Linked DNA regions of Mus musculus: all the other regions are linked to region 6. Evidence: chromatin loops called from intact Hi-C (ENCODE). Cell type or tissue: left cerebral cortex. All regions are shown on one strand. Region 1 overlaps Amph (amphiphysin). Region 2 holds the start of Amph (amphiphysin). Region 3 has its middle 56 kb from the start of Amph. Region 4 overlaps Amph (amphiphysin). Region 5 overlaps Vps41 (VPS41 HOPS complex subunit). Region 6 overlaps Amph (amphiphysin).

The links. Hi-C counts contacts between places; a loop is a spot of excess contacts. Peaks named below come from ENCODE experiments on the same cell type or tissue, not always from the same donor. Only the 100,000 strongest peaks of a DNase experiment are listed, where the experiment ranks them.
Region 1: a loop joins it to region 6, with 10 times the contacts of the local background. A loop is called at or near these places in 3 of 42 quality-filtered maps.
Region 2: it touches region 6 in a loop (2.4-fold over the local background); 7 of 42 quality-filtered maps call a loop at or near these places.
Region 3: a loop joins it to region 6, with 12 times the contacts of the local background. A loop is called at or near these places in 2 of 42 quality-filtered maps.
Region 4: it touches region 6 in a loop (12-fold over the local background); 3 of 42 quality-filtered maps call a loop at or near these places.
Region 5: a loop joins it to region 6, with 7 times the contacts of the local background. A loop is called at or near these places in 11 of 42 quality-filtered maps.

Annotation. Positions count from the first base shown.
Region 1 is chr13:19,025,139-19,030,138 of GRCm38, reverse strand. The region is part of intron 1 of Amph (amphiphysin); the gene reads right to left. Among named protein-coding and RNA genes, the nearest start is that of Amph, 79 kb to the right of the region's middle. In left cerebral cortex, no CTCF peak of the experiment used is centred here; DNase peaks (open chromatin) are centred at 2,173, 3,047, 4,636 and 4,820; H3K27ac peaks cover 1,316 bases.
Region 2 is chr13:18,945,274-18,950,273 of GRCm38, reverse strand. Amph (amphiphysin) reads right to left here and starts at 1,923. Exons shown (of 21, transcript NM_175007.2): 1 at 1,773-1,923. The coding sequence starts at 1,841. In left cerebral cortex, CTCF peaks have their summits at 2,038 and 4,927; DNase peaks (open chromatin) are centred at 474, 1,377, 1,957, 2,395 and 1 more place; H3K4me3 peaks cover 2,445 bases; H3K27ac peaks cover 2,430 bases.
Region 3 is chr13:18,890,247-18,895,246 of GRCm38, reverse strand. No RefSeq gene overlaps it. Among named protein-coding and RNA genes, the nearest start is that of Amph, 56 kb to the left of the region's middle. In left cerebral cortex, no CTCF peak of the experiment used is centred here; a DNase peak (open chromatin) is centred at 2,126.
Region 4 is chr13:19,000,209-19,005,208 of GRCm38, reverse strand. All of the region lies in intron 1 of Amph (amphiphysin), which reads right to left. Among named protein-coding and RNA genes, the nearest start is that of Amph, 54 kb to the right of the region's middle. In left cerebral cortex, no CTCF peak of the experiment used is centred here; DNase peaks (open chromatin) are centred at 600, 1,623 and 2,472; H3K27ac peaks cover 3,003 bases.
Region 5 is chr13:18,855,735-18,860,734 of GRCm38, reverse strand. The region is part of intron 25 of Vps41 (VPS41 HOPS complex subunit); the gene reads right to left. Among named protein-coding and RNA genes, the nearest start is that of Amph, 90 kb to the left of the region's middle. In left cerebral cortex, no CTCF peak of the experiment used is centred here; DNase peaks (open chromatin) are centred at 1,157, 2,317, 2,916 and 4,432; H3K27ac peaks cover 1,470 bases.
Region 6 is chr13:19,099,520-19,104,519 of GRCm38, reverse strand. Amph (amphiphysin) reads right to left here. Exons shown (of 21, transcript NM_175007.2): 8 at 4,552-4,627; 9 at 3,866-3,948; 10 at 1,510-1,648; 11 at 161-289. Among named protein-coding and RNA genes, the nearest start is that of Gm31887, 92 kb to the left of the region's middle. In left cerebral cortex, no CTCF peak of the experiment used is centred here; DNase peaks (open chromatin) are centred at 1,588 and 2,343; H3K27ac peaks cover 2,131 bases.

The sequences.
Region 1 (5,000 bases), 74 kb after region 6:
GTGGAGGGCTCCAATCCCCTCTCTTCTGTCACTGTGTCCTAGAACTAATCCAGTGCAGTTATTCCTAAGAAGTGGCTTCAGCTTCCGGTGGACCAGTGGAGAAAGCAGGTACTGAGTAACTCAGGCATGTCAAGCCCTTCACAACTGCCTGGAGGCCCCTCCTTTGTTCCAATAAAATACTGTGCCATCTCTGTCCATATTTCTGTGCCCCGATTGTGAGCCCAGGCTTAGTGTAGAACACATATTTGCAGTTTTAAAGTGTGTATGCAGACATATTTTTATATATTAGAAGAATGTAGTTTTTCAGAGGAGAGTGGGAAGGATTCAAGCAAGCCATTTGAATAGACATTAAATAGTGAGCGATATAAGTGCATACTTAATCTACTGCAAGCTCTGAAGCCCCATTTGAAAAACAAGCTTGCCACCCCAGCAGGACAACAGACAGCAGCGCAGACAAAAGCCCTGGAAACTGTCCTCCTGATCCTCCAGCAGTGCTGACAGGGTCATCTGTACTTCCAGCCTTTGATTTCTAGAAGATTCCTGAACTTGAGCTGATTACACACAAGCCTGGTGATGTTAAGAGAAAGGCACTACAGGGAGTGTCAAAATCAGAGACTCCTTCTCTGACTCCACAGACTGGAACACTACTCAATAGCTGCACCACAGTTGCTGAGAATATTAACCACCACAACACGGTTATAAACAAATAGCTTGCATTCTTCAAGCATCACTAAACTGTCTCACAAGGTCTGTTTCTGTAATGTTCTGGAGGCATTAGTAACCTCCAGAGCTAGCCTAGGCCCATTTGCGATGTATTCCAATCCATTACCTATCCCTTTAATTCACCCATCGGGTTGGCACTGGCTTCCTAAGAGGAGATGAACAAGGTGTATACCAAGCCTTGTTAGCCACCACATTTAGGCCTCAGACTTGGGTCAATCATGACTTCTGATGGCCTCCAATGTCCAGGAATAGCAGAGTAAGTCTGCGAATTCAATAGCTCCAAGGACACCCCAGGCTTTCCTCTGTGTTCATGTACAGCCTTCAGGAGAATTCGCAGTCACTAGGTATAGAAACTTAAAAATAAATAAACAGCCTTTGATGTGAGTGTAGAATTTGAGTAAAGCATTCTGGGTTAAAATTTGGAAGCATCTCTCAATTTCTTAGAAATGTGTACATTCATTGTTCCAACAGTTTTCTTCTCATAGACACACTCAGAAATTAGTCAAAGACATCTTTATAAGAATTCTTATTTTAATTAATTTAATATAATAACAAATTCTTACAGACAAACTAAATATTCTCAAATTGGGATTGCTGACATTACTATTTAACTTACAGTAGAAGAGAAATCAAAAAAACACCTCCACCCTAAATTTTCAGAAAAAAAAAAAAAGAAAGAAATATATACTGTACTGGCTAGTTTTGTGTCAACTTGACACAGCTGGAGTTATCACAGAGAAAGGAGCTTCAGTTGAGGAAATGCCTCCATGAGATCCAACTGTAAGGCATTTCCTCAATTAGTGATCCAGGGGGAAAGGCCCCTTGTGGGTGGGACCATCTCTGGCCTGGTGGTCTTGGGTTCTATAAGAGAGCAGGCTGAGCAAGCCAGGAGAAGCAATCCAGTAAAGAACATCCCTCCATGGTCTCTGCATCAGCTCCTGCTTCCTGACCTGCTTGAGTTCCAGTCCTGACTTCCTTGGTGATGAACAGCAGTGTGGAAGTGTAAGCCGAATAAACCCTTTCCTCCCCAACTTGCTTCTTGGTCATGATGTTTGTGCAGGAATAGAAAACCTGACTAAGACATATACTTAGCAGTTTTTCAATGTATTAACTGAGCTGGCAAGAAAGCTGGGAATTACAGGTCGATGAGAATGGTCTAGGAAGCTCCACGTGAAGACAGCTTTTACTGTTTGGGAAGCTGCCTTTATAGATCTGAGCAGTGATAGCACTGGCTAACCCAAGCTGGGGAGCACCCCAGAGCCCCTGTATCCTCTTCTCCTCCCTCCAAGCTAAGGCTGGCATTCTAGAAGATGACATTTTCAGAATCATGATGAATGAAAGCAGTATCTGTTCCCAGGGAAACACAGGAAAAAAAATGCCTCTTTTGACTTTGCTCCTAGGGAAACAGAATGAAACTTGGGGGTGGAAAACACAGCCTGGCTTCACTGTGTGTAAAGTGACGGCACGGTCCTCCCATCTGTGTGGGCAACAGGCCGGCCTCAAGCTAAGCAGTTCATTTTATGCAACACTGAGTGATGGAGCCTCGGGTCTTGGAGTTAGCAAACACACACAGTAATCTTCTAGAGCAGGGGGAGGCATTCACTTGTATTTTGTTGTATAGAAAAGTTAGAATTGTAAGAAAATTATATAAAGAATTTTAGAAGATAGGTGATAGATAATAGGAAGATAGATGGATGATGAGTAAGATGAGATAGATAAATAGATAGATAGATAGATAGATAGATAGATAGATAGATAATAGATAGATGATAGATAGATAGATAGATAGATAGATAGATAGATAGATAGATAGATAGATAGATATCAATTTTTGGATTTGAAGCCCATGAAGCAAATACGTTACCAAAGGTTATGAACAGCAGTGATTAAATTACAGGATTTGCCATTGTTCTCATAATTTTAGTGTTTTCCAAATGCTCCAAATTTTACATATGTTTTAGAAACTGCACAAAATGATATTTGGCAAAACTTAACCTTTAAAAATATACCTAGTCAATAATAAAACATTTTCCATGATTCCTGGCATGATCAGGCTTTCCTAATGTAAACACTATCAGAAGTAAAGATGTGAGCTTTGCATAGCTTTTCTTTCCTTCATTTCTATTGTGGTTAAACACCTGCTGGGTAGCAAAACCCACAAGGCAGACGCATGATTACAGATGAATACAAACCAGCCCTGGTCTTTGGATGGAGATCCCAAAATGTAGCATGTGTAAAGCCCACCATTGACTGGCCCACACCAGGCTTAGGGCATCGCTCCATGGAGTGCCTCACTCAGCCTTGGCAAGCACCTGAGAAGGATTTCTACAAGGAATGAGTCATAGCCTTTGTGGGAACGCACAGGAATGACTCAGAGGTGGAGGAGATGAAAAGGGACATTTTAGGTGAAAGAGAAGCACCTTCTCTCCACCTCCCTCTACTCCTTCTTCCTCTATTCCCTTCTTTACTTCTTCCTCATAATCAGTATCACTTGTCAATACAATATGATTGGTATAGTGGCTTCCTCGCTTGCTGTGTCTGTCTTCACTCTGTTAGAAATTTGATGAGCTACAGAATACTGTGTTAGGAAACAACCAGTGCTTGCACATTTACTAAGTAAGGACTGAAAGTCAAGGAGACAAGAGATAGAAGCATTTCTCAGGAGACTTCTATTTCTAGGGTGTAGATCACAGCAGGTCATCAAATGAGATGGGAAGAAGATATGGGTTAAGGTAGAGTACCCAAACAAGGAATATACCTTGATATGTGACAGAATAGAAAAGCTGCATAAAGAGGTGGGATACAAGAAGGATGCCGAGATTGAGATAGCTGTAGTCACAGCAAACAAGAGAAAGAAAGCTGGGCAGAAGCAAGATGCACAAACACACATGGCATAGCCCTTTATGCCACAACTGCCTCAACTCACCCGCAATTCTACAAAGAAACACAGCTGTGGTAGGCATTGCTGTACCTATACTTGCATGCTAGGCTCTTCTTTTAAGACCATGGGACATATCTACAAACATTACAGAGCTCTTTTCTGTGTGCAATTTTTATATTGTGATATATAATAAAAATATCTTCAAGTAGTGTTTAGTGCGATGAAGAAAGATAAACATAAGGAGAAAATAGACAGATCCTCATACTGTTCAAGAAGGCAAACCGCAGGATCGTGGTGTGCCTTGGGGATTATCAGCATCCTCCCTGTCAACATCCCCGATGGGGTAAAGAGGGCATCTGTGAGATGCAGAGAGAGATTCAGCAAGAGCCCACAACAGATGGCCCTGGCCTGGGAAGGCTTCCATAGAGCACAGTTAAGGTTGTGAAGGGCAGGTGAGGGTGTGGGGGTGCCATATGATGGCTGCTTGTGCATAGTCCAAACATGATAAATGCAAGTGGGGTATACCTGGTAAAAACGGTTGGCTGGTAGTCTGAGGAGAAGGCTGGCTTTTGACAATTTAGTTCAGCACAGAGGGGTCTGTTTTGAAGTTTGTGACTTGGCTTACTGGAAGTTTTCCATACCACATGAGTTCTTTCCAAAGCTACACTCTCCTCAGACGCAATCTGAAGAATCACTGAAAACACTTAGGTCAATGCTGTGCTTAATGCACTGGACGACAGAGAAGAGCAGTGTGAGGGGAAAGGTGCTCAATAGGTAACAGGGTGACTGAGGAAAACATGATGAATTTTTCTTAAATGGGGGTTTGTAGGCCGAGACAAAAAACAATCAACTATAAAACCATTTTCACATGTTGAAAGAAACTGTTTTCAAGGGTGCTGGTGCATGCTTGGTGGTAATCCTGCAACATTCCATAGGTGCAGAGAACTCAGTGATGGAGAGAGGTCAGCCCCAGGCAAGGAGCAGCTGGGATGGGGGAAGCAAGCAAATGCTCACAGCCTCTCTATTCAGTCCTTCTGCACTCAAAAGCTGTTCTGTGGTTTTCCCTGGGGAATGAGGCAGACATACAAGAATTCTAAATTTAAGAAAAGTTTATTTAACAAAGAACTAAAGTCAGAGAGGACTTGCCTTTTCTGGGTTCATGTTGTTAAATGTATAATCCATGTGTTTTCCTTCTTGGATCTCCACAGGGACACTAGTCAAACTTGGCAAGCTATCAGTATTTTGTCATTCAGCCTGTGGGCAGATCCTGTAGGCATCCATCTTACAGCAATCACAGTTAGGTACATCGTCACATTTCTCCAGTGTTGATTGTGATGAGCACACCACACCACCTGTCTGACTTAATTACACGAGGTGAATATTGATGAAGGACAAA
Region 2 (5,000 bases), 150 kb after region 6:
TGGTTCAACGGTTCATACAGGCCAGGACACTGTCAGAGACATTACAGTTCCCTTCATTTGTTTGGACCATATTAACAGCTGGTGACCTAGATTAATATGTGAAAAAGCAGACCATATCACAAAATTACTTCACAGATGGAAAGCCGAGTCGGCGAAAAGCCACAGACGAAAGATTTAAGTGATTATGTTAGGGATGGGGGAGGGGGGACTACAAGTGGGTGAAATAAAATGTGGGGAAATGACGACAAAGTCTTGTCCAAATCTCGTGTTTGGCAAACATCTGCTATCTGGCTATTATCTGGAAAGCATCGGGGTGACGGAAGGGGACAAGTAGCTTGGCTAATTCCGCTTCCGAGGGAGTGGCAGGAGGCTCCTGGAGTTCAGGATGAGCTTGAGTAGATATTAAAAGCAATACAATCCTCTTACAGAGCTGGGAAGGTGCATGTGTGCAGGGAGGGAGGATTGCATACAGCCACTGAACCTGAACCTGGCAGAGTTCCTGCTCCTGGGCTCAGCCTTTGGGGCAGCTCAGAGTGGGGGTAGGTCGAACTTCTAAGGAGGGTAAGTGCTGTCAGAGTGAGGAATAAGGACAATCTGATTTCCAGAAGGAGAAGAAAACACCAGACATCCTCATCCCAGGGACAGAAATTAATGCCATACGAAGCAAATACAGCTCAATTTACCACTAGCCCAGGTTCACTTTCAAATACAAGGTTCAAGCTCCAGTACAAACGTCCTTTGCTTGGGACGAACGAAGACTTCATAGGAGGGTCAGATATAGTAATCAGGGACACTAGGAAGCCCAGTGCCTGTAAAATGCAGAGAGAGAGAGAGAGAGAGAGAGAGAGAGAGAGAGAGAGAGAGAGAGAGAGAGAGAGAGAGAGAGAGAGACTGAGACTCGACTATCCAGAGCTGGGCTAGCTATGGATAACATTCCTCCGGAAGAGACATAAATTACAATACCTAATTTACAAACACTGCGACCTCAGCGCCTCTGATAGGAGTAGGTTTTGCTGCTTCTCAAGCAGAGAAATAAGCATTTTGTGCAGAGATGTGCAGAGAACTCTGAGGTCGAGGTTGTTTGTTTTTGACCTTCCAGAGGGCATTGGCTTCAAAAACCAACACGGATACTTAGGGAGAAATGAGCATTCTCTGGAGCTCCAGTTCACCACTGTGCTAAGGTGTTGGTTGTTTATTATACATCCCATTGGTCCATGCACATCTGGGGTGTCTTCTTTGCTTAAGTCGTTCGTTTCGACCGACTTCACTCAAATAGCCACAACACCCCCACCCAAGAAGAGATGCGACAATCTCCCTCCCGGATCTGCGGTCGTGGACGCCTGAGCTGCTTGCGGGAGAGCTTGAGCTCAGGAGGTGCGGGCGCGGAGAGATGGAGGCGCCCAGGGACGTGGACCGCTCCGGGTGCAGCCAGAGAGCAACTGCACCTGCCACCCCTGGTCCCGGGAGGCGTGCCCAGGAGAGTGGCCACCCTGGGCGGGCTCTGGGAGTCTATAGCACTCAGTGCCTGGAGGGTCAGGGGTCTGCGGGTTCCCGGCGAACCCACTGCGGGGCCGAGCCCACGCTGCCTGAATGGATCCTGCCTGGCTGCAATCGTTGAGAGCAGAGACAGGGGAGTCCTCCACCCGGCGCTTGCTCGGGCTCCGCAGCGCGCCGCACCTGAACCCGCGGCCCTGCAGCGCAAGGCCAGCACTGCCATCGGCTCCCGCACCTCCTCGAGTCACCTGCCCCGCATCCCGCTGCCCTCTGCTGACCTTTTCCTGCGCGCGGTTGAGGCGCTTTTGCACGTTTTTGGCGAAGATGCCCGTCTTGATGTCGGCCATGGCTGCTGCGGTCCGCAGAGCTGGAAGAGCAGAGCGCGCAGCGAGCCGGCGGCGGCACCGAGGAGCCCAGGAAGAGAAGGAGGAGGAGCGGGGGGAGGAGCAGCTGAAGCGTGAGGAGCAGAGGAGGCAACGGATGAGGGAGGGGCGCGGCGACAGGACCGGTTTAAAGAGATAGAGCGGATGTGCGGCCACTAGGGGTGACAACGCCACTAGTGAGATGCATGGAAAGAGAAGTCAAAGGCCAAGTGTCCACCGTGATGGAGGAGGTGGTCAAGAAGTGATAAAGATGGAAGACGTTCCTCAATCCCAGGGCCTTGAGGCAGCTAGGGGTGAGAGAGGGCAGGGCTAACAGGACGTTTTCAGGGAGGAAGGTCGGAAGACTCTGATTCTGTCTCCCCAGTTAAAGAACAGGAGGAGGTGGGGAGGAGTCTGTAAGGCTCTAAATCACCAAATGACTGCCCCGTCAAAACACCTTGAGTGGAGAAGGAACGAGTCCATCCACCCTCCAGAGGCTCAAACCTGTGGGGGATGGGGAAGTTAGGAGAGGATGAGGCTGGAAAGTCCCTGCAGGGCAACTTGCCAGAGAGAAAGAGTAAAGAGATCACTGTGAGGCTTGCCAGTGGGAAAGGCCATGTTCAGAAGGGTCAGCTTCTACACACAAGTGCTGCACTTTGCCAGCTCTCAGACACTGTGGCACAACAGTTTTCCCAAGAAATGAGACCAGCAGTCCCTTTGTCGTTCTTTGAGACAAAACTCTATGTGATCTTGCTGACTAAGCCAACTGTCGCAAGCAAGAAAGGTAGAGACAAGACCTGAAGTGAGTATAACAAGTCACAGTTTTATTGTGTTGAGAGTCAACATACAAAGCTCACACTCTAAACTGCTAACTATGGTCTTAAGCCTATCTCTCCATGGTTGCTCATCTGTGCCACCAACCTTAGCTAAAGGACAGGTCCACTCTCTAACAGTAGTCTCTGGTTCAACCGGGGGCCGACTCTCCAGCCACATGACAGATCAAGGTCTGTCTTGATGTGCAAAGCAGAGCCTTGCTCTTGGTTTCTGCTTATATTCCATCCACTGGGCACCATCTAGGCCTGTGCCAGGTTCTCTTGAGTGAGTGATGTCACTGGGTTCTGGTTATCAGGTACAGCCTTGGGTATAGTGGAGTTCTTGACTAAGCTATTTTTCCATGCCTAGAAGATTTTTTTTTCCCTATGCTCATTACAATGGCTGTCCTGAAACTTGCTATGTAAACCAGGCTGGTCTCAAACTCATACAGATCTGCCTTCCTCTGCAGATCTGTGGGATTAAAGGTGGCCCCTTTTGACAGTCTTAACAGAAAGATGTGGTCCTCTGTGCACCTGGCAAAGACAAGGCGGCAAAGGAGCTCCAGAAGCCTTTGACAATGGGCAGAGTCTTCATTCTCAGGTTCATTCAGGGTTCCATGAGTAGAGGAAGAGAGGTGGCATCTGACAATCACAAGTCAGAGGTTGAGCAGGCACCAAAACAGGGGAATATCCTGCTCCCCTTCTAAAGTTACTTGGGTGTTCCCTTCGCCCAAACCAGTCCCTAGTATCACTCTTCTGTGAGCTATTGTTCCAGTGACTTGGGTATGGAATGATGCTGTTGCTACTTGACTGCATAAGATGTGATGTAAGCCCAGTGTGCCAGCTGGAGGGCTCAGCTTTGGCAAGCTAGGCAGACTTCATACTCTGTACAACCCTCTAGAGCCAAGGAGGAAACTCAACTGCCCTGATATTAAAATTAAATAAAAACAAACTAGCAATGGCTATGGAGAGGTCACGTGCAAAGGGAAATGTTTTGAGTGCATTGGAGAGGGAAATACGAATGTCCCAATTATTCAACCACCTTTCTGGCTGAATACACACACACACACACACACACTACCAAGCCCTGCAGAAGAGCTGACCAGTGGATCCCAGTCCAGAATACAGAATGATAAATAAACTCAATTGTTTCATAAACAGTAAGCACCTTGAATACCTAATCTATTTCCATGACTTTTCCTTAGGATTTTATGCCCAATTTGCCTAGTAATTAATTGAGTCCCAGGACACAAGACTCTTGATGCTAAAATTGGGAGGCATTGGGCAAAGCAAGAGGGCTTGCCCCCCACCCCCATTTGGATCATTCCACATAAACAGAAGTTTACCTTATAGAGAAATAAGGAGAACACCCATTTTTGCACTTGGTCAACATTCAAGGACAATGACATCTCAGAAAGCTGGGAATTTTCGTAAGTTCTCTCTAGTGAAGGAAGAGGGATTAAGAACCTCAGCTCTGCCCTGAGGTGCTGACTGTGAGAATACAACCTTAACAATGACAGAAAAGACCAGACTGCACTAGAGTTTAAGTTCATGGTCACTCTTACAGTATTAGTGCCTGCACCCTCTCTGCTATGGCAATGAGCTTACCTCAACTCCCTCTGTAGATAGCAATATTCTCTCATTACAAACAGGAGAGAGTCGTTTCAACTGTGAGCTATATTCTTCCCAAAGCTATCAGTCCTCAACAGAACCACCCTTTATCTTTCTTGCAGTTATCTTCCCATCGAATTCTTGGACCTCAGCGTATATCACCTGAAATAAAAGGTCAAATTATTAATGTTTCTCATTATTTGGGTGTCCAATTCTAGCTCTGTACCTGGAGTCTTGTAATTTCTTGGTAATTTCATCTGAAAGGCATGGTGTGTATGTCATGTCAAACAGTTGTTAGGTGCACACTTATCACTCTGGAATGCTGACCAAGCACTTTAGCTGGTACTTAGGTTTTGTAAATAGTTGTTGAAAATCCCTAGACCAATCATGAGCTCTCTTGCCAGGCATGGTGACAGAGATCAGAGACACTCTTTAAGAATCGTGAGCCTGGGATTCCTGGATTATTTTCCAGTTTCACATTAAAACTTTACCTCTGACTCTGCCTCCTCTGTCACTCCCTCTAGGTTTGATGCTTCTGCCTGTGGTAGAACAGTTCTGGAATGTCATTAGCGGCTTCCCTTACCACAGGAGGTTTCTGTCAGTGGGACCATAGCTTTAATAGATTTCTTGTTGTTCTGTGGTCCCTCTCCTGGAGGACACCACAACTGCAGGTGCTTTGACCTCTGTTGGTACAGGATGGTTAAATATTAGGTGGGATGTG
Region 3 (5,000 bases), 210 kb after region 6:
TCTTATGTACTTCTATTACCAGGTTTTTACATATTACTCAGATATATAATTTTGTCACAATGTAATTGTTGATAATTTTTAAAACTGTTCATTATCATACATTTTAGCAGAAATTAAAACTTCAAGTATATAATCTGTCACAGAAAAAATAATTTAAAATTTATTATTACGTTTATTCATTATTTAAAATCACATGGTGAGATTGTTTTGAAAATAACATCGTTTTTGATGAGCATAAGCAGGAGAACTGAAAGTTTGAGGGCAGCCTGAGTCACATAGTTAATACAAGGCTGGATTGAGCTTTGTAGCAAGCCTCTGTTTTAACAAAACAAAATGAATAAATAAAAAGAATAGTCTATGATTTCAGAATTTCATAAAAAATTCAGGAATTTTACTGTAGAAAAACCCCAATAGCATTCTATTGAGAACTTGGAAAAAACACTTGCCTTACAAAATTCCACCTGCATGGCAGGGCCCCTCCTCCACTGCAAAGCTCCTTCCATTGCTGGATCACTCCTGCAGGACAGGGCCCTCCTGCTCCAATGCAGAGTCCTACCCCTCCATTACAGGCCTCTCCTCCATTGTAATGCATCTCCTGCAGATCTGCCTTCATTTTGTGCCACAGTTTTGTCTTTGCTGTACCTTGTGTTCAGAAAGATCCTTATGCAAAATAATTTTGGGCATTTTGTTTTCCATATTAAATCACCCCAGTAGCTTCCTACAACATTTAGATCCCAAAATAGAATGCTACCTGTATACAAATTTTATAATTAACCACAGATGTATTTTTATTTATAGCTTGCTTAAATTTATTATGATAAAGTACATTAATCTTAAGGTATACAAATGTAAGCATTTATCAAAGGATGGCCTTTTTTCTTTTTAATAAATATAGAAGTTCTATTCTTTTCTTCAGTAAACCAGGGTGTAATACTGAGGTGGAACCCATGGGACCACCTCAGGCTATTTGGGGTGTACTCAGAGGTGATTATTGCAGTGTGGGTGTCCCCAAGCGCCCCGCTCATGCCTCTCTGCACCTCAGCCTTAGGCAATTGCATCCACAGTGATCGTCTTCTGCTCTTTAGTTTCTCTGCAGTCCGGGTTTTAGCTCTACACCTTTATCCCAGATAGCTCTGGCGACTCACACATTCAAATGCCTACTAAATGCCTTCCCTGATCTCTTCAAAGGCACAGCCCAAAGGTGGTGATAACTGCAGAGGTCTGCTTTAGATGGGAGGGGCCAGAGCAGCTTTGATACTTGCTGAGAAGAGCCAGGATACAGGGTGGAACTTAGGTGAGAGTGAGGGCAGGCCAGAGAATGGGCAAAACGGGGATGGAGATGTCCCTTCCACACTTGTCACCATATGGGAGAGAGAACAACGAAGATGCAGGGGGGGGAGTGTGTTCTGCCTAGAAGATGCTAGTGCTAGTTCATTTGTTTGATAGTTTGGTTGGTTTTTGTTATTGTCATTCTTGGTTTCCTCTTATTCTCTCCCCGCCCCCTCCCTGTATGTTGTTTGTTTTTGAGGAAGAATATGTTGTTTGAAAAGAAAAAAAAAAAAACAACTGGAAACAAAAGACAGTGGTAGTTTTCAAGTTCGGAGGATATCAAACGGGCCTAAAAACACAAAATTATCTCTCCTTCATCTGTGAGCCAGTCCGTCAGCCTCTGCAAAGCTCAAGCCTGGGGACTGTTAAGTGGAGAGGTGAGCCCCGCTGACCAGAGGGAAGCCCAAACACAGAGAAGCTTTAATGGAGCTGAAGAAAAGAGGCAAGGTGAAGACGGAGCACTGGGACAGGGGATTTGCACTTTTCTAAGGTGGGAATTCCAGAAAACCGTGGAGTGTACAGTGTAATTTTGACTATGGAGAGCTGAAAGATGTGTTTTTCCAGGGGCACATGAGGAACCAGGAGAGCATATCACTTTTGCCACTTATCAGTGCTTGATGGCATGGAGGAAGCCTGTGGTAGGAGCAGGGTTTTACCACACTATGGCTAGAAACATGGTGTTAAAAACTAGACAGAGCAGGAGAGGGTGGGCAGAGTAAGAGAGGGAGAGGGGCTGGCAGAGTGCCCAGGCCTCCTCGCAGCCCCCGCACCCCATGCATCTGAGAAGAGTGGCCCACGTAGAGTAGTGCTCGGGCTGCTCTCTGCCAGAGCCTGAGATTTGCTGCGGAGGAATATCCACGGGCTGCAGCTGGCAGAAATTGAGGAGAAGGAAGCACGTGACTGTCTCCAAGCTGATGGGTCTCGGCGGTACACTCAGCTGTATGAGGATCTGCAATTTCCCAGCAACATTGAGGCTGTCAAAAAAAGACCATGGTTTTCTTGAAAGGAACCTTGTAGAACCTCTTTGCAGACAACCAACAACCACCAACAACCATGGGCAGCCGGAAATACAGAGAGAGGACCACCTGCAGCCAAGCAACGCAGGAGAAGGAAGACATCCAGAGACCATTCCACACGGCTTGGGCAGGAAAGATAGAATCCCAGAGACCTGCCTGCTGCCCATGACATGGGCAGGCCTTAGACACTTAGAGGTCCGCTTGCCACCATGCTCTGCAGAGGGCAGAGGTCAATTAGAGGCAGCTGGAGCCACTACAGTGTGCGAGTTTGTGGTAGACAGATGGGAGGGAAAGAGAAGTGGAGCAGTTTGAGCATTATAAAGAAAGATGAAAGGGGGCCTTGTAGAACATCTTTGTAGACAACCAGATACCTGCCCACCACCCATAGGCATCTGGAGACTTAAGGGCAAAGAGGGACACGCTGTTGTGAGTAGCCAGCCCTACTACCCGCAGCTATGGTGAAGTCCCAGCGAAGGCTGCTGCTGACATCTTACAGTGGGAGGGGTAAGTGTTGATGTCTGTGGCTCATACTACCACAAAGACTATGGCGATGTCCCTGGTCTAGACAGCTGCCTGGGACCACATGTTAAAGGACTGTGCATAACTGGTCCTGCTACTCATCACTGCTGCACTCTAGAGAGCTGACCCCACCTCTCATCATCGCAGCATTCCTGAGTGCGGGCCCTGAACCTCTCCCAAGTTGCACAGTGAAGCTGGCCCCAGGGCATGAGTCTGGGAGAGCTGACCAGACCGTATGAGGTGGTGTGAGATCAGAGACAATGACCTCCCTCCCCACACCACTCTCTGTCTGTAGCAGTCTGGAGAGCTGGCCCCAGGGAGAGCAGGAGAACTAGGCCTGCTCCTAACCAGCTGCATCACTTGGGAGAGTGGGGCTCTGTACTTCACCTGGGCAGCACAGTGAAGCTGGCTTTGTAGGCACAGGTGCTAGTTTCAGCTTTATAAACCCTCCATTTCCCAAGAGTAAATGAGGCTTAAACGGAATTTTTGTCTTGTCTCCTTCCTTCGAGTCTCCTGATCCCAAATTTGTCGTTGCAGCTCCCTTCCCTTGAGGTCCCTGTTGTATAAGTCCTGCAGGTCAGGGCAGGCAATATGTCTCCACTGCAGCCCAGTTATCTTATCATAACAGGCCCTAAATATTCCAACCTAGCTGAAGATAAAGACTTTAAAACTGTTTGGATGAAAATGATAGAGGTCCTTAAAGAGGAAATGAACACATCCCTTAAAGAAATCCAGAAAAGCACAAACAAACAATGGAAAAATGAATAAAAAGAGTTCAAGATCTGAAAATAGAAATAGACGTAATTAAACACACACACACACAAACTGAGAGAATTCTGGAAATGAAAAATTCAAGAATCTCAGGTATTGATGATATGATAAAAGAAATGGACACATCGATCCAAACAATGTTAAATTGAGGCAAAACATCCAAACCCCAGACACTATGAAGACCAAACAAAAGAACTGGAAGAGAGGAAGGAGAAGAATCTCAGCTCAAAGATACAGAAAATATTTTCATCAAAATCATAGAAAATTTCCTAACCTAAAGCAAGAGATGCCTATGAAGATACATGAAGCATGCAGGAACACCAAATAGACTGGAGCAGAATGAAAATTACCCCCCCCCCGCACATAATAATCAAAACACTGAGCATACAGAAAAAATTATTAAAAGCTGCAAGAGAAAAAGGCCAAGCGATATATTAAGGAAGATATATTAGAATTATAACTGACTTCTCAACAGAGACTCTAAAAGCCAGAAAGAACTATAACAATGTGCTGCAGACCCTAAGAGACCACAGATGACATCCAAGATTACTATACACAGCAATACTTTCAATCAACATAGATGGAGAAAATAAGATATTCCTTGATAAGGACAAATTTAAGCACTATCAATATTAAAATACAAAAGGTGCCCGAAGGGAAACTCTAACCTAAGAAGGTTAACTACACCCATAAAATTACAGGGACCAAATAATCTCAGATCAGCAAGCCTATAGTCAACACAAATTAAATGGAGAGAAAGTCAAAGCAATTCTACTAAAATAAAAAACAAGTCTCTCTCTCTCTCTCTCTCTCTCTCTCTCTCTGTCATCTATCTATCTATTCAATATAGTACTTAAAAATTTAGCTAGAGCAATAAGACAACCAGAGGGTTCAATGAGATTTAAATTCAAAAGGAAAAGGCCAAAGTATCTTTATTTGCAGATATGATAGCAAATATAAGTAACCCTAAATATTCTACTAGGGAACACCTACAGTTGATAATCATTTTCAGAAAAGTAACTGATTGCAAAATTAATTCACAAAAATCAGTAGCATTCTTATATACAAATTACTTATGTACTGAAAAAGAAACCAGGGAAGTAATGTCTTTCACATAATATAAAATATCTTGGGCAACTCTAACCAAGCAAGGGAAATACTTGTATAATTAAAAACTTAAACTCTTTGAAGAAAAAAATTGAAGATGATATCAGAATATGAATGATTTTCCATGCTCAAGGATTGGTAGGATTAACATAGTGAAAAATGGCCATCCTATCAAAAGCAATTTACAGTATCAATACACATCAAAATTCCAACATAATTATTTACAGACTTTGAAAGGACAATTTTCAACTTCTTAAT
Region 4 (5,000 bases), 99 kb after region 6:
GTCACTATCTTTCTGATGCTGACATTGTGGCATCTCAGAGAACTATAGTCAATTCAATTTGACAACTGTGTCATTTTTTTAGATGACCCTAGGTAGTCTTTCATAGCTTCCTTGCTTAGGGAATACTGCAATATTGAATTTTATCTTACACATTTCCTTGTACACATGAAGTAAGCCATTTCCCCAAAGAGCCTTGACGTTAAGACATTTTTAGCAGGAAATTGTTCCACGAAGAATGAACGGTTGTATAGTTATCATTGCTTCTGGCCTCTCTATAGAATGGAGTCATTCTATATGGAACTATAGTCATGGAGTTTCTTAGTGATTCATTTCTACTTAGCATCTTCCCTGGAATCTTCCATTTAACAATACTATCCCTAAGAGAATGTCTCCCAAATCAGCTACTCAGAAAAACTTACAACTTCCACCAGTACACACTCTTCCTTCTCTGGCGGATCATTCTTGCATGAAACCTTGAGTCAGGGAACGAGGGAGGAAAGAAAACAGGCCTGCTGTACTCTAGAAGGCTGGTTCCTGAGGAGGGAACTGGGAACACGACACTCAGCCTTTGTGGAAACTTTCCTTGTGTGCTACTCCCTTGGGGATACATCCTGATTCCATCACTGCTTCAGCAGAAACCTGAGCAGATGGAGCTGCACTCTCACGACTCCTACCTAAGTAAAACAACCATTATGTAAAAATACGGGCTTGACTCCAATATGCAAGGGCATCTGTACTTTTGGCCCAATAGCCCTCCAGCCCTTCAAGTTTTAGACTAAGTTTTCTGTCCCCTTCCAAATGTGAAACACAAAGTGCCCTTTTTGGAATTCTCCCCAGCAACCAAGAAAGGCAGCAGTTTCCTACTTGGAGAGGTAGCAAGCTATATCTAAATCTTCAAGTTTCAAGGTCAATGATATATTCATATATACATTGCATTTTTAATAAATGAGGTAACTGAGAGAATATCACCAAGAATAATATTTGACAATAATTATTAATATATTGGTGTCAGTTCAATGGATAATCATGCTTCATCTACCCTTACAGCATACTCTGTGGGTGACAGCAATCTCATCCTTCAATCATGATGAGGATTCTGAGAGTTTGTGAAGCTGTGCTCCATATAGGGTTAATAGGAAATTTGTGCCTAGAACCACTTGAATTCTAGGTAAACAACATTTATTTCAAGGAAAGAGCAAGCACAAATAGGTGGAATAACACAGGGCAGGATATCCAACTTGGCCACTAACTTTCAGTGTCAGTGGAATAAATTACCATTAATTTCTTAACTCTAACAAGACCCTCAAAAAGTGACCCTCTTGCAAAGTAAGAAGATTCAGGTACAGTGACAGAAAATGTCAAGGTCACCTCTGTATAAGATCCTGATAACACACTCCTAGCCTCAGTATATCTCATACATGGATCTTTGGGAAAACAATTTGGCAAACGCTCTTTCTGCTGGGCTCTGCAATTTATTTTACGCATCACAAACCCAAAGTTAGCCTAAGCTTTTAATGCATGGGTCTATTAGCTAGGCTAGCAGTCTGCTGTGCCAGTGGACTCTTCTTGCTTAAAGGGCTATTTAAATGCAGCAAGCCTATTTTTGAAACATCTTTCATCATCAAGTGTGGTATATTGTGAGGTTTCTAACCCTCAGTAATGTTTCAGCCCTGATCACTTCTCCTGGTGGGGTCATTAAATATAAATGTATGCATAGCTTTGGTGACAAGATGGCTCAACTTACATAATCCTTAAACCAGAGGACAGTGAGTTGCAGCACTATCGAGACATTTTTCCCAGGCATCTTCTCCTCGAAACGAAACACTTTCCTTGCGTCCCTCAGGAATGTAAATCTCATCTCTTTGGCTATTTTATATACTCTCTAAATTGTAGATTACACAAAATATTACATCACCTATAATAATGATGTGATGCATTAAATAACACCAAACAATGGCTTCCTAAAGTTATGCAGAAGGTAAAACATGCTTAGTATTTATAAATATTTTAAAAGGTTGTTAGCATCCCCAAATTGTTTAAATGTCAAATTTTTCAGCATTCACATAAATAGAAACAGCAGTAGAAATTCACACACACTCACTACCAACTTCAGGATTCCCAAGTCTTCCCCATTCTTGCATCACACATGCATCTTACTCTCATCAACATTATTATTTTCTATTTATATTCCTTTTCAGACAGGGTCAGCTAAGATGACCTTGGCAACTCCATGTCTCTGCTTCCAGAAGGCAGGTAAGCAATACCACGTTTGGCCGTGACAGACTTTGAAGGACGTTCTCCAAGATGAGTCACATTATGACTTCAGTGGTGCCTGAAATTTTGTATTTTAAGAGCAGAAGATAAAATGGCAATGATTTTTCAGATGCTTCCGTCGCCGAGAATCTCACATCGTGAGCATCTGCTCCCATTTTAAAACTACTCTAGATAGTCCCTCGTGTTTGCCGGCTGCAAACTAAGGTATGGACATGCTAATCTAAGTGAGTCAGCCCTGAGCATCGTGTACCACGGTTTTATGAAAATACAAGATGGGGGTGAGAGGAGACATCTGAAGCTAAAGCAGGAGGCTCCAGCCAGGAACAGACAGAGACTCACACAGTCCACATTCTACTGCACCGAAGACTAGAGTGACAGGTCCTCATGTTGTTTTTTATCATAACTATTTTCTGCTGACCCACTGTCATAGATTTGTACTAAGAATTTCACACATCTTCTCTTTAATCTTCAGCAATATAACGTTTTTTATTCTCAAATGTCTAGTGAAGAAAAGGAAACTTAGAAAGGGAGAATTTCTCAGCAGATCCTAGGATAGAAGCCAACTCCTCGGGACCTGAAAGTCCAAATTCTCTTCTTGACAAGTTTTGGTCCCTAGTAATGCAGACTGAGGAATACACACACACACACACACACACACACACACACACATATATACAGAGAGAGAGACCGAGAGACAGATGGGAAGAGAGAGACAGAAAGAGAATATAATTATTCTGATCAAAAGATGTGTGATATCTGGTTTAAACATTGTTTACACACAGATCACATAGCTAATGTCATGCCAGTCTGTATGTACAGCTCTACGCCCTGTACCTCAGGTACAGGTAACTTTGAAAGCCAGTGTTTCCTAAGGCAGGTGAGACAGGAGGTCTGGCCATTGGAACTGCTTAGTATCAACGAAGACCATTCTTGACATCTAACAAGAAGTGCTTCAGAGACTGGGAGCCCACATTTTCTGAATTATCAGTGGTGTTTAAGTCTCAGTAAGAATAGACCTTCTGATATTTAAATAACACTGTGTGCTAAAATCAACTGACGGGGGATTTGGAGAGATTTTGACAGTTAACTAATGAAAGATTGCAAATGAAAAAGCACTAAATTATACTCTTAAATATCTGTGGGGAGGCTGAGAAATGTAAAACGAGGTCCTCTGAACTTAATTCTTAGAAGAAAATATGTAATTAGCAGAAGCCTGAAGTAATGAACCACAGCTTAAAACATTGCAAAAGCAGTCCTCTGTGGATGACCCAGCTTTGGTGATGCAAACATTGATGATATGTGTGAACAGCTTAAAAAAAAATCAAACAACAACAACAACAACAAAAACCTTTGCAGTCACTGTGACGGCCATCTGGGCTCATCCTCTGAGCCCAACAATACTCACTATAATATTAAGGTCTCTGTAGTTGGATAATCATCTAAGATTCTCAGATTTAAAACAACTATGGACCACAAACTAATAGCCCTTCTTCTATCCCTAACTGTTTCTTCATCATGTAGAATCATCTTTTAAACATGCATTTCATGTGATATAAAGGTTGACGATGTGCAGGTGAATACATGTATACTCCTTACTCCGTTTTTTTCTCTCTCAGCACACTCATTTAAGTCAACGAAAGGGACAAACTTTTTAAATGTCAACTCTGAACATCATGTTAGTAGCAACACAACAAAGCAAACTTGTCAAGATGCAGGCTTTTTTTTTTTGTTCGAGCGTGCAGTGGGCCCCACTCACATCCTTGCTGTGTTCTGTTCTCCAGCATCTCCCATACATGGAGGCTGAGGTGGCTGAGAGTCTTTTTTTCTTTTTAAACTTAGCTTCAAGGAGATCCCTCTGTGGGAAGCCGCCCCCACATTCGCCGTCACAAGATGGCGCTGACAGCTGTGTTCTAAGTGGTAAACAAATAATCTGCGCATGTGCCAAGGATATTTCTCCACCCCATGTACTCTGCCTTCCCCGTGACTACAACTCGGCCATGGGCTGCAGCCAATCAGGGAGTGATACGTCCTAGGCGAAGGATAACCCTCCTTAAGAGGGACAGGGTTTCGCTTTCGTTTTTGGGTTTGAGTTTTGCACTCTTGCTCCTGAAGATGTAAGCAATAAAGTTTTTGCCGCAGAAGATTCTGGTTTGTGGTGTCTTTCCTGGCCGGTCGTGAGAACGCGTGTAAGAGTTGGTGCCGGAAACCCGGGACAAGAAAACTCGGGACGGGAGTTAACCATCACCGGCGCAAGGAAGATCCCTCATTCCAGAACCAGAACTGCGGGTTATGGTAATGAAGGTTCCCGTAAAACAGACTGTTGAGAAGGATTCAACTGCGTGAATTCAGAACTCTTCAGCTGGGGAACAGGGTACCCGTAAGTATAGCTTTACAAGGTAAGTCTGGCCTTGAACTTTCTAACGAAATTCAAGACAGTCTATCAGAAGTAAAGTGGGAAATAGCTTTACAAGGTAAGTCTGGTCTTGAACTTTCTAACGAAATTCAAGACAGTCTATCAGAAGTAAAGTGGGAAATAGCTTTACAAGGTATGTTTGGCCTTGAACTTTCTCTAGTGTTAGAAGCCCTTTTGTTCCTTTTCACATGTTATCAAGTGGTTAAGGCAGGGCGGATTCTGGACGAAATTCGAGACAATCTATCAGAAGTAAAGTGGGGAGAGAGAGTAGGAGCAAAGAGGAAATATGGTACACAGAATAAGTATACAGGCC
Region 5 (5,000 bases), 240 kb after region 6:
AAATGCTAGCTTTACAGATGTGCTTAAGTCTAACTGTCCTGTCAGATTCTCCTAAAAATGTAACATTACTTTTGTTTTCAGCTGGTGTATGCTGCCTGGTTGGTGGCTCAGTGTCTGAGAGATCTCGGGCGTCTAGGTTAGTTGAGACTGCTGGTCTTCCTATGGGGTCTCCTTCTTTCAGCTTTTCCCTAATTCAACCACAGGGGTCACCAGCTTCTGTCCACTGGCTGGGTGTAAGTATCTTTCAGCTGCTTGTTGGGCCTCTTGGAGGGCAGTCATACAGCAGAGGACTGCCTGGTCTGGCCTCAGTCAGAGAAGATGCACCTAACCCTCAGGAGACTTGAGGCCCCAGGGCATGGGGAGGGGTCTGGTGGGGTGAGGTGGGGACATCCTCTTGGAGACAGAGGTGGGGTGGGGAGGAGGTATGAGATGAAAAACAGTTAGAGGGCAGACCAGGAGGGGGATAAAGACTGGATTGTTAAAAAAAAAAATAGAGAGAGAGAATAATAGAAAAAGAGAAAATAACAACAAAACCAAATTTAAAAAAGTTATGGTTTTTATCAGAAGTCACTACAGCATACAGAAAGAAGAAGAAAAAGAATACAGCAAGAAAGTTATCTACAAAATATTGATGCTGACAAGCTTTCAGAAAATAGGTCAGTAAGTTCATGAAGCTGCTGTCCTCCAGCATCCAACTAATCGGCTCAGTTCTAGCTCCTCTGGTGTGGGCTCTGGAAGCACTGTGACACTCTCCAGGGCACACCGCCTGGGCAGTGACAGATCAAGGGTACAGCCTGTGGAACAAACACAGGCCACAGGCTGCAAAGAAAACAGAAAGCCAAGGACAAAGCACTTTCTAAGCAGGTACAACCTGCCTGCTCACAGACAGAATTGGCTAGGAACACTGACAGTTGTCAAGAACCTATAAGAAGGAAAGGGACAATGATACTTCTTGCCTAACCTGATCAAAATCCAAGGGTCTACACCAAAGAAAGAAAAAAAGAAAGAGAGAGAGAGAGAGAGAGAGAGAGAGAGAGAGGGAGAGAGAGAGAGAAATTCTAAATGTCACTGTCATGACCAAGTATGGCAGCAATCAGAAGGTAAGAGTCCCTTGGCAACAGTCTGACTCAGCTCCAGCAAGTCTCAGGCAAGCAGGGAGCCAGTGTGTTAGACAACAGTATACTGCTGTGCGAGCGCTCTCTTTTCCGTGCTGCTTTCCCTCTGATGTCACTTCCAGAAATGAAATCAGTTTGAACTGTTAAATAAGAAAGAGAAGAGGTAGGGTTGGTTCATGTATGGAGCTGACACAGAGATGGGCTTCATTAAGGAAAAGGGCACTGCAACCAAGGAGCTATGATCGATCGGGAGAGTAGGAGAAAGGGTCAGGTCACTCTATCAGCGACTACACGTGTGGAAGATCAAGGGGAAGGAGTGGCTTACTTCCAGGCATGGGACGGGGATGGAGAGAAACATGAAAAATTCCCAAACAAAGGAAAATGTCTGACTTTCGTTTCCTTTGGGGAGGTGGTGAAGTTCTTCACTACGTGATTTTAGTGTGGACTGTCCACCATGGAGGAGCACGGAGGAGCCAGGTACCAGGACAGAACATGCAAATTAAGAGCTGTGAAATCACAGCACCATAGCTGACCTTCCCAAAGACAGTTTGCAGGCTGTGGGGTCTGGCCTTTCAGAGTGATGAGTGCATTAAAGGGTCTGACTTATGGGCTAACGGAGACATCTCTGTATCTATGAGATCTCACCATCTGCCAATAAGAGTCTCATGATTATCAACCTGGCTTAGCAACACTTCTCACGTAAGAATTCTCTCCAAGATAAACTAGTGCCTTCCCTCAACTTCATAATGCCATTTCTATCTCAAAAAATATTTATTGACATTGCTCAGAAGGAACAATATTACCTTTTTAGAAATCCTTCCTTATGGAAGGCCCTTCTATTGTCCCCAGATTATCTACCCGTAAGGACCAACCTTTTTCCTCGTCCTTTCAACCGCCCTTGTTCCTCTGCACTTTCCCTTTGTCCTTTGTTTAAAGAAGCAAGCCACAACTGCAATCAATGGTCCACATTCCATGAGTAAGAACATCCTTATGGCGTCAACAACTGACAAGAGACCTTAGGTTTGCTCTGTATTTTCCACCTGATTTCTCTATAGCACATCACCATGGATGATAATCCCAAGTAAATGGAAAATTCTAGCCCCCACATATATTTCACAAAGCAATAAAGAGGCACATATCAGAGAAATCATTATGGCTCTGCAGAGACAGCTGCTGTGGGGGCGGTGCTAGAACTATGGCCAAGTTTCTACAGCTTTTATTTGAAAAGACTCTCAACTTGCCGGCCTTGCCTTATTCACTTTGCATGTCCTTAGAATGCAACTGGCTGCCAGCTGCCTAGCATCCGAGCCCCATGGCTCTCCTCACTGCAGCCTGGCCATGGCCACTTCACTCTTGCTGGATTATTATTACCAAACGTGACTAAGCCCAGACAGAAAAAATAAAGGGAAAGATAACTATTTAAGAACTAAATGAATCAAGGAAGCGATGGCTGGCTGGTACAAGCCACCTGCATCACTCAAATGTCGTGATAAGATCAAACTGAAATAATATGTAAAGAAAGAAATCCATTTGGTCTTAAAAGCTTATTTTAGGAATTTGAGAGTTTAAAATCCATCTTAGGAAAAATACAGAAAGGTTAGATAATTAAAAGTGAAAAAGAAATTTGTCCCTCCTCTAAAAAACGATGAACAAGAAAGTCATCCATTTCTGTAAACTGATTTGTGTTTTCAATTCTAAGTAGAAAACTACTGGGGAGCTACAGCAGCAAGGCTGAGAAGAGGGAAATACCTTTGCAGATCTGCAGAGGGCTGCGTGCCATGGGGGAAGAGGACTCATTCCACATCACTTGCTGACATGCACAGGGCCAGGCCTCTGCTTACAACAGGCACTCAGAGGTACAGTCCAGGGCTGGGTCCCTGTGCCTCCTGCCTCTTTAGGAACAAGTTCAAACCGGCTGCCTGTCTTTCTCCAGAGGTGTAGTCATGAGGGAAAAGCCAGGAAGTGGTTCTCATTGGCCGAGCTTTGAGGGATTATGTCTTAGAGTTGATGCAGTCCTGGATGAAAATGGTCTGGCATTTCCTCTGCTGGCCTGAATTTAAAACTAGTTCAGTATCGTACCATACCAATATGTCATTAACCTTCTGAAGTCTCAGTCTTCTACTCTGAGCAATGGGGCTAATGATAATTTTAGACCCATTATGGACCTAAAATGTCTGTCAAAAACAAAGTGGTTAGTGACAAAGCACTGATTTCCATTTCCCTAATACCCTCAGTATCTGAGGGTGTGAACATGCTCAATTCTGTTACCTTTCAGAGCTGTCAGGTTATAAAGTATGAAAAGGTCACATGGCAAAAGCTGCCGGAGTTTCCCATAACTACTCTCCTCTCAGTTAACTGCTGACCCGCAGTATCTCTCACGCCTTAAAGAACTCTAGGTCCTCAATGCACAGTCTGTTTGAGAAGGAGACTGAGACAGTACACAGCAGCACACCTGACCTCTGTGTGAAGACTCTTCATATCATGCTTTATATCACACACAGCATCCTTGGAAACTCATAGGTCTGTAATATCACCCTCAAACTTGGGGGATCTATGGGGTTGAACTCTTATTATTAATGAGAACATAAATTATAGCTTTATGAAACAAACAAAGACCCATACAATGAAATAAAAGTATGTCTGTCAGGGAACAGCAAAAGGCTCCAGAGACCTGGGATATTTTTACATGATCCCCCAAAAGGTTGCTTAGGCAAGTAGATAAATAAATGGCTACTAATAAAAATTAACAGTCAACATACACGGGGAGGAAGATGGTGGGAGGGAGGGAAGGAGAGGGAGAGGGACAGGGAGAAGGAGAGGGAGAGGGGGAAGAGAGAGGGAGGGGGAGGGAGAGGGGGGAGGGAGAATGGAGAGGGAGAGGGGGCAGGGGGAGGGGAGTGGGAGAAGGAGAGGGGGGCAGGGAGAGTGGGGCATGGAGAGGGAGGGGGTAGGGGGAGGGAGAGGGAGCAGCGGGTCAGCACTAGTGTGGTTTCCCTGGCTCTGCCCTTCCCTCTCCCACCCTTTTCCTCTGAGTAGTAGTTTTTCTACCCAGTGGCTGATGAGTAACAATGGCTCTCTGAACCCATTGGTAAACAAATTCTGGGTCTCTTAAAATCAGCACCCAACTGCATATTTACAGAACTAAGGAAAAGCTCACTATATATTTGTAATTAAGAAGATACTGGTACTATTTTAGAGGACCATTTTTATGTTAAACATTTGTTTTGTATCTAATGCTTTGTATTTCGGCTGGCTCAGCACTATGCAAATTTGTTCATAGAAGTGAATGAATAGTGAGACTGCAGCAGGGCGTGTGAGCTCCCATAGAAGAGCAGAGTGAGGGACATGCCAGCTGCCTTTGCTGGCATCAGCGTCGAAGGGAGGGACTGGCAACACAAGCATGGTTTCACCCCAAAAGCCCGGCTCTAAGCACCAGTCTAACCATCCTACTATCATATACAGATGCTACCCTAGCCTCAGACACTGCCGTACGTTTAGACTTGCTGTCTCAAGCATATTCTGCTATATACCTCCCTCAGTAAGAAAGGGCCCACAAAGCACAGGACACTGTCAGTCTCACTCACAGGGGATTAAGGGCATTACAAGGTTGGCTATGGCACCATTTCCCCCAAAGCGGATTTCCAAGCCTGAGATGTTCTGCATACCTAGGGAACGGCATAAAGTAGGCACTTCTCTGATCCCTGCTCCTCCCTATTGGCCAGTTCTTAGATTCTTGTTCTCTTTCCCTTTTTCTTTCTCCCTCAGATCATATCCCTAGGATTATCTGAAACCCTCCAAAGGCTTTGGCATAACTACCAGCCTAAGATTAGGCCTCAGTTCTCTGGCACATACTTCTTAGGTAATCCCATCCCCTACATAGTGCTT
Region 6 (5,000 bases):
AATAATCTTTGATTACACAAAGCAATAAAGCAAGCACAAGTGACAAAGTTTTATTAATGGCTCAGATATCTAGTACTTTCTCTACAGCTGACCTGAGAGTCCCTCCCACCATGGCATCTATGGCATCTTGATAGTCACCCCAGCTGCCCTGACCACTCACCTGGGAAGGTGTTGTCACATTGATTTCTGGTACAAAGTTGTCCTCAAAGAAATTGATGATGTTCTCCTGTTTCAGTTCCTTTGTTGGGGTGACTTTAGGCAGAGGTGGGACAGGAGGCCCTTTCCTTGTCTAGGAAGCATCAAATAGAAACATGGTAGCCTTTGAGGAAGTGTCAGATAAGCCCAGCTATGGAAGAAGCCTGACATCTGTCTGAAACTGATCTAGACAGAGGTGCAAATGTACTTGATTCAAGTTAAGAATGCTGTCCACTTGGGTGCTTCTCTGAACACTGACAGGCAGTGGTCTAATTGGAAGAAGTCAGGTCACAAGATGAGAGTCCATTCGTCTCAATTTGAACACTGCCCAGACCTGCAGGACCTATGATGTCACCTGGAGGCCATTCTTCTCTCAGCCCAACTATCAGTGATTTCTCTCGTAAGAAAAATAATGGAATTTCAAAACAAAAATCAAGCCAGTTGTTTTTGTTTTGTTTTGTTTTGCTTTCTTGTTTTTTAGATTTGTTTGTTTGTTTGTTTCCCCCGATTGAATCAATGAGATCAATCAGAGACAGCTTCCACTTCACTTTCCACTCCAGGATTTTGAAACTTTCAAATCTACTACACATCTTCTTACAACTTTGCAGCTTCAGCCATATTCATGAAAGCTTATACTGGAGCATGAATATTAAATGTAGCTACAGAAATGTGTTCACACAATGCAAGGAAATAAAAAGCAGTATTTTTTTTGTTTGGTTTTGGTTTTGTTTTGTTTTGTTTTGTTTTGTTTTGTTTTGTTATCTTTAGTTCCCTTTGCCTGGTCCTTATAGTTTCTTTAAACTTGTCCCAGGCTGGTCACAATGCAGGTGATGGGACACCTCACAATACCCCAGTTCTGGGCAGTCATTGACTCCAGTGGAACACTGGAAAGGAGGTTCAGTTCAGGAGGAATGTAGAATAATTGGAACTTTGTAGATACGCTTTTTCTTATTCAAAGGTAATAGCTGCTCAGAGCACGGGGCATCCCAGGCAAAGGCTCCATCACTGAGTAGATTCCCCAGCCTCTGAAAGGCAGGAGCCTAGGAGCAAGGGAAGGTAAAGATGAATACAGTCCAGCAGAAGAAGGTGGGGATGGGGCTAGAAAAGCCAAAGGAATCAAACACTGAGTACAAGAGGAAAACACAAAAATTGAATAGCAAAGCAGACTGACGCCTCAATGGCAATAATAATATCCGTTGTCTTATGCCTTAGTCTCGCCATAGAAACTTTCTATAGTGCTTGGTCACCACAGGAGGATCCCAGAGAAAGTCACCTCCCATGAGTTTCCCCACACCCCCGGTATACGCATCATACCTGTGAAGGTGATCTGGGTCGCACTGGGGCAGGAGATGCAGGTGCTAATGTGTGGTTGGGACTAGCCGTGGGGCTGGGCAGGGGAGAAGGCTCCTCTGGAGGTGATGGTGTCTTTGCAATGCGAAGAGGACCCGAGTCACTGGATAGACACAGAGGATGGAGCAAGAAGCCTTCTGAGAAGCAGGGTTCCTAAAACCCAAGATTCTTTAGCCCAGAGGCATCCTGAAGCTTAATGTCACTGTTATTTCATCCCCCACGTCCAGCTTAATTCTAGTTGTTAGTAATAGTAATGGATGTTGGTAACTGGCAGCATGTATTGCTCCCTGTGAACCGGAACCAACCATGCATGGTCTCTCTGTTTCATGGTACCATGCAATATTGACCCCGCTTTAGATATGTAAAGAGTGGAGTGTAAATAGGTTAAAAACAAAGAAAAAAAGGCACTCAGTGTTTTACTACGTTTGCATTTAGATCTTAGTATAAAAGTCTTGTTCTCGCCGCATGGCAAACAAGCTCCTCCACGCCCACATAGGCATAGGAAGAAAACCAAACCAGCTTCACTTCTGATAGACAGCCGAGTCGTGCCATGGCGCGGTCTATAGAAAGCTACCCAGAAAGCTGTGACTTTTCTATTTCAAAAGCATCTCGAGAGAGAGTTAATAAATCATTTTGGGGGGTACCTTTTGAATTATGCTTGGAGCGTTACCAAATACTTCTTTTTACACTTTATGAAACAATGACTAACTCAGACACCTTCAGTGTGCCAGCAGACCACGTGACAGGTGAGACTCCACAACTTCGTAAGAACCACCATGTTCTAGGCACCTTGCCAGGTGCGTGGGAACAGCTTCACACGATGACTAAGATGGCACATCCTACTCTCTAAGAACATCTACAGACAACAGCAGAAGGGATAGAGTCTGTGACCTACATAAGAGTGCAGACACAGCAGCATCAGCTACACAGCCAGGAGCTAAGGGAGCTGCGTTCCGTTAGAGACACTGTACATGATTGGGGCTCTGGGCCAGCAATCATGACCTCTGACTAGAAACAGCTCGGTCTATGCTCTAGTCTAGAGATTGCCCACAGAGCTAACTCACCACCTCGCTCTGCAGAGGAATGTTTTAAAAAGGAATAAAAATAAGAGACATTTGTTACGTGGCTGTAACCCTACTTCTTGTTTTAGCGGATTATGAAACTGATATTTCCAAATGCTTCTGTTGACTTCGTTGCCATGTCTGGGAGCCACTCTTAACATGCTCTTAGCCACTCTTAACTTTTATAATATCTGAAAAGCAGTTTGATATTCTTAGTCTTCTCTTAGACCTAGCTCAATAATGTAAAAAAAAACAATGTTGAAGTCTTAATTCTGGTTTTTTTTCTTGGATTCTTTTAGTTTCTGTCCCTCTCTTGGAGAGAAAAGACGCACTTGCTGCTCTGGCAGCTATAGCACAGTGTATAGTCACGGGCACTCTAAGAAGCAGTGCATGATCAAAATAATAATCTTCAGACACTGATGACATGTGGAAAGGTTGCAAACTACATGTCAATGGATGATTCTGCACATACATTCCTACGAGTGTTTATAGTGACTGGAATAAAAACTACAAGTGTAGAGTCTCAGAACAGAGCATCACCTTAGAAATAATTTCATTCCATTGAAACCTACTTTTTCTATAGATGTTTAAATGGGCTCTTTAACTACAAAGGGTATTGGACTTCAATAAGGAAAATAAAGCAAAATGACCCCGGAGGCATGTAACTGAAACCTGGAGCTTCTGACTGCCTCCTGGATGAGATCAAACAGATTTTAAAATCATAGGGGAAAGTGGCCATGCAGTCGAACCAAGGGAAACAGCTCAGCTGAGCCACTGGGCCCTCATTCTCTCACTGACTCAATCATAATAACATGCAATGGAGCGCTAAGAAAGCCTGTTGCAGGGCAAATGGCAAAGCAGTGCTGGAGAGAGGGTGAGATTTCTTCCACTTCTCTCCTTTCTCCAGTAGCTAAAAATCAGTACAAAACTTAAGGGTTTTTTTGTTTGATTGTTTTTCTATTGTAGATAAAGTAACAAGTAGAAATGATGACTGCTCTGCACTGCTGCTCTCTGGTCCCATGTAAATCAGAAAGGCAGCTACTTACTTCTGCTGTGATCAGGAGCATCTGGAGGTGAGTGAAGGCAAGAAGGAAATGTAAGAGCTGAAAATCTGAGGTTGGGATCACTCTTCAGGTGGAAGGGCTCCTTTTAGATTTTTTACACGGTGAATAGAATAGTATAATGTGGACTCCAGGCTCCAGAAAGTTCAACACATAGCACATCACTTGCACATACAGCTCAGAGGACCAGTGGCCTACCTGGGAGCTCCTTGAATGCTGAAGGCCTTGTCAGCATGCTGATCACCGAGTTTCGTCATCACTTCATAGAGCTTGTGGCAAAGCTAAAGGGACAGAGGCCTGTTAACCACAGGACATCCTAGTGTCCACCCATGCTATTCTCCCCAAGAACGAACTTGTTTAATGAGAAGTTCCACCTCTTCTAAGAATTAGATTGGTCTCAGACTACTTGCAATTCCACAGACCAAATTTAAAATCTACACCTAAGCTGAAATAGCTTTATTTAGTGAATAATTTAGTGGGAAAAAAACCCTGCTAAATCAATCAAATATGCATTCAATAGTACATGAAGCAGAAATGACAAGTTGATCATCATGTATTCTATTAAAAATAGTCCTATGGCTGTCCTGATGAACTAAGAAGACAATAGAGAACACCGCAGCTCCTGCTTATGTAAATAACTTGAGAGAAGTTTTCTCACTAATTTAGAACATTACTGAAAAATCCAACTTTTCAACCAACAGAGGAGGAAACAAAATAGTGCAGCTGTGGTAAAATCTTCAAAAACAGTGCAAATAGTGCAGAGAGTAATACACAGTATTACAGTATCCATGTATGTACATCAGCAAACTAGTTGGTAATTCTATGCAATGCCCTGTGCTTCCTTTCCATTGCCTTCCATAACAGCAACAGTCGCCATTACTCACCACTGCGATTTCCTTATGAAACTTGGCCTCAAGGCTGGAGACATTTTTGAAAGTATTGACGTAAAAGCCAACTCGACTACCAAGGGAAAACACAAATAAAAGAGAGACCTGTTAGCAAAAGTGGTTTTTAATCGCAATGAAACAAATAAAGACTATGTTTCCAATATATAACTTTGAAAAATATTGAATTAAATAACATCTTAGAGTAAATCTGGCTGTTCTCAGCTGTTGAGCTCACAAGCTGCTTATTGGCAACATCTCAAACACATTTGTAAGGGGAAGTTATAGGGAGGGCACTAAGAACCCATCCATCTTTATTTCAGTTCCCTAAGAGTAAACACAAAAGCCAAACTGAGATTTAGCCTGCTACCCCCAGGATGATATTTTTCTCCAAAGGAAGAGTATCTGACAATTATGTTACTTTATTCTTTATCATTTAATTGGCTAAC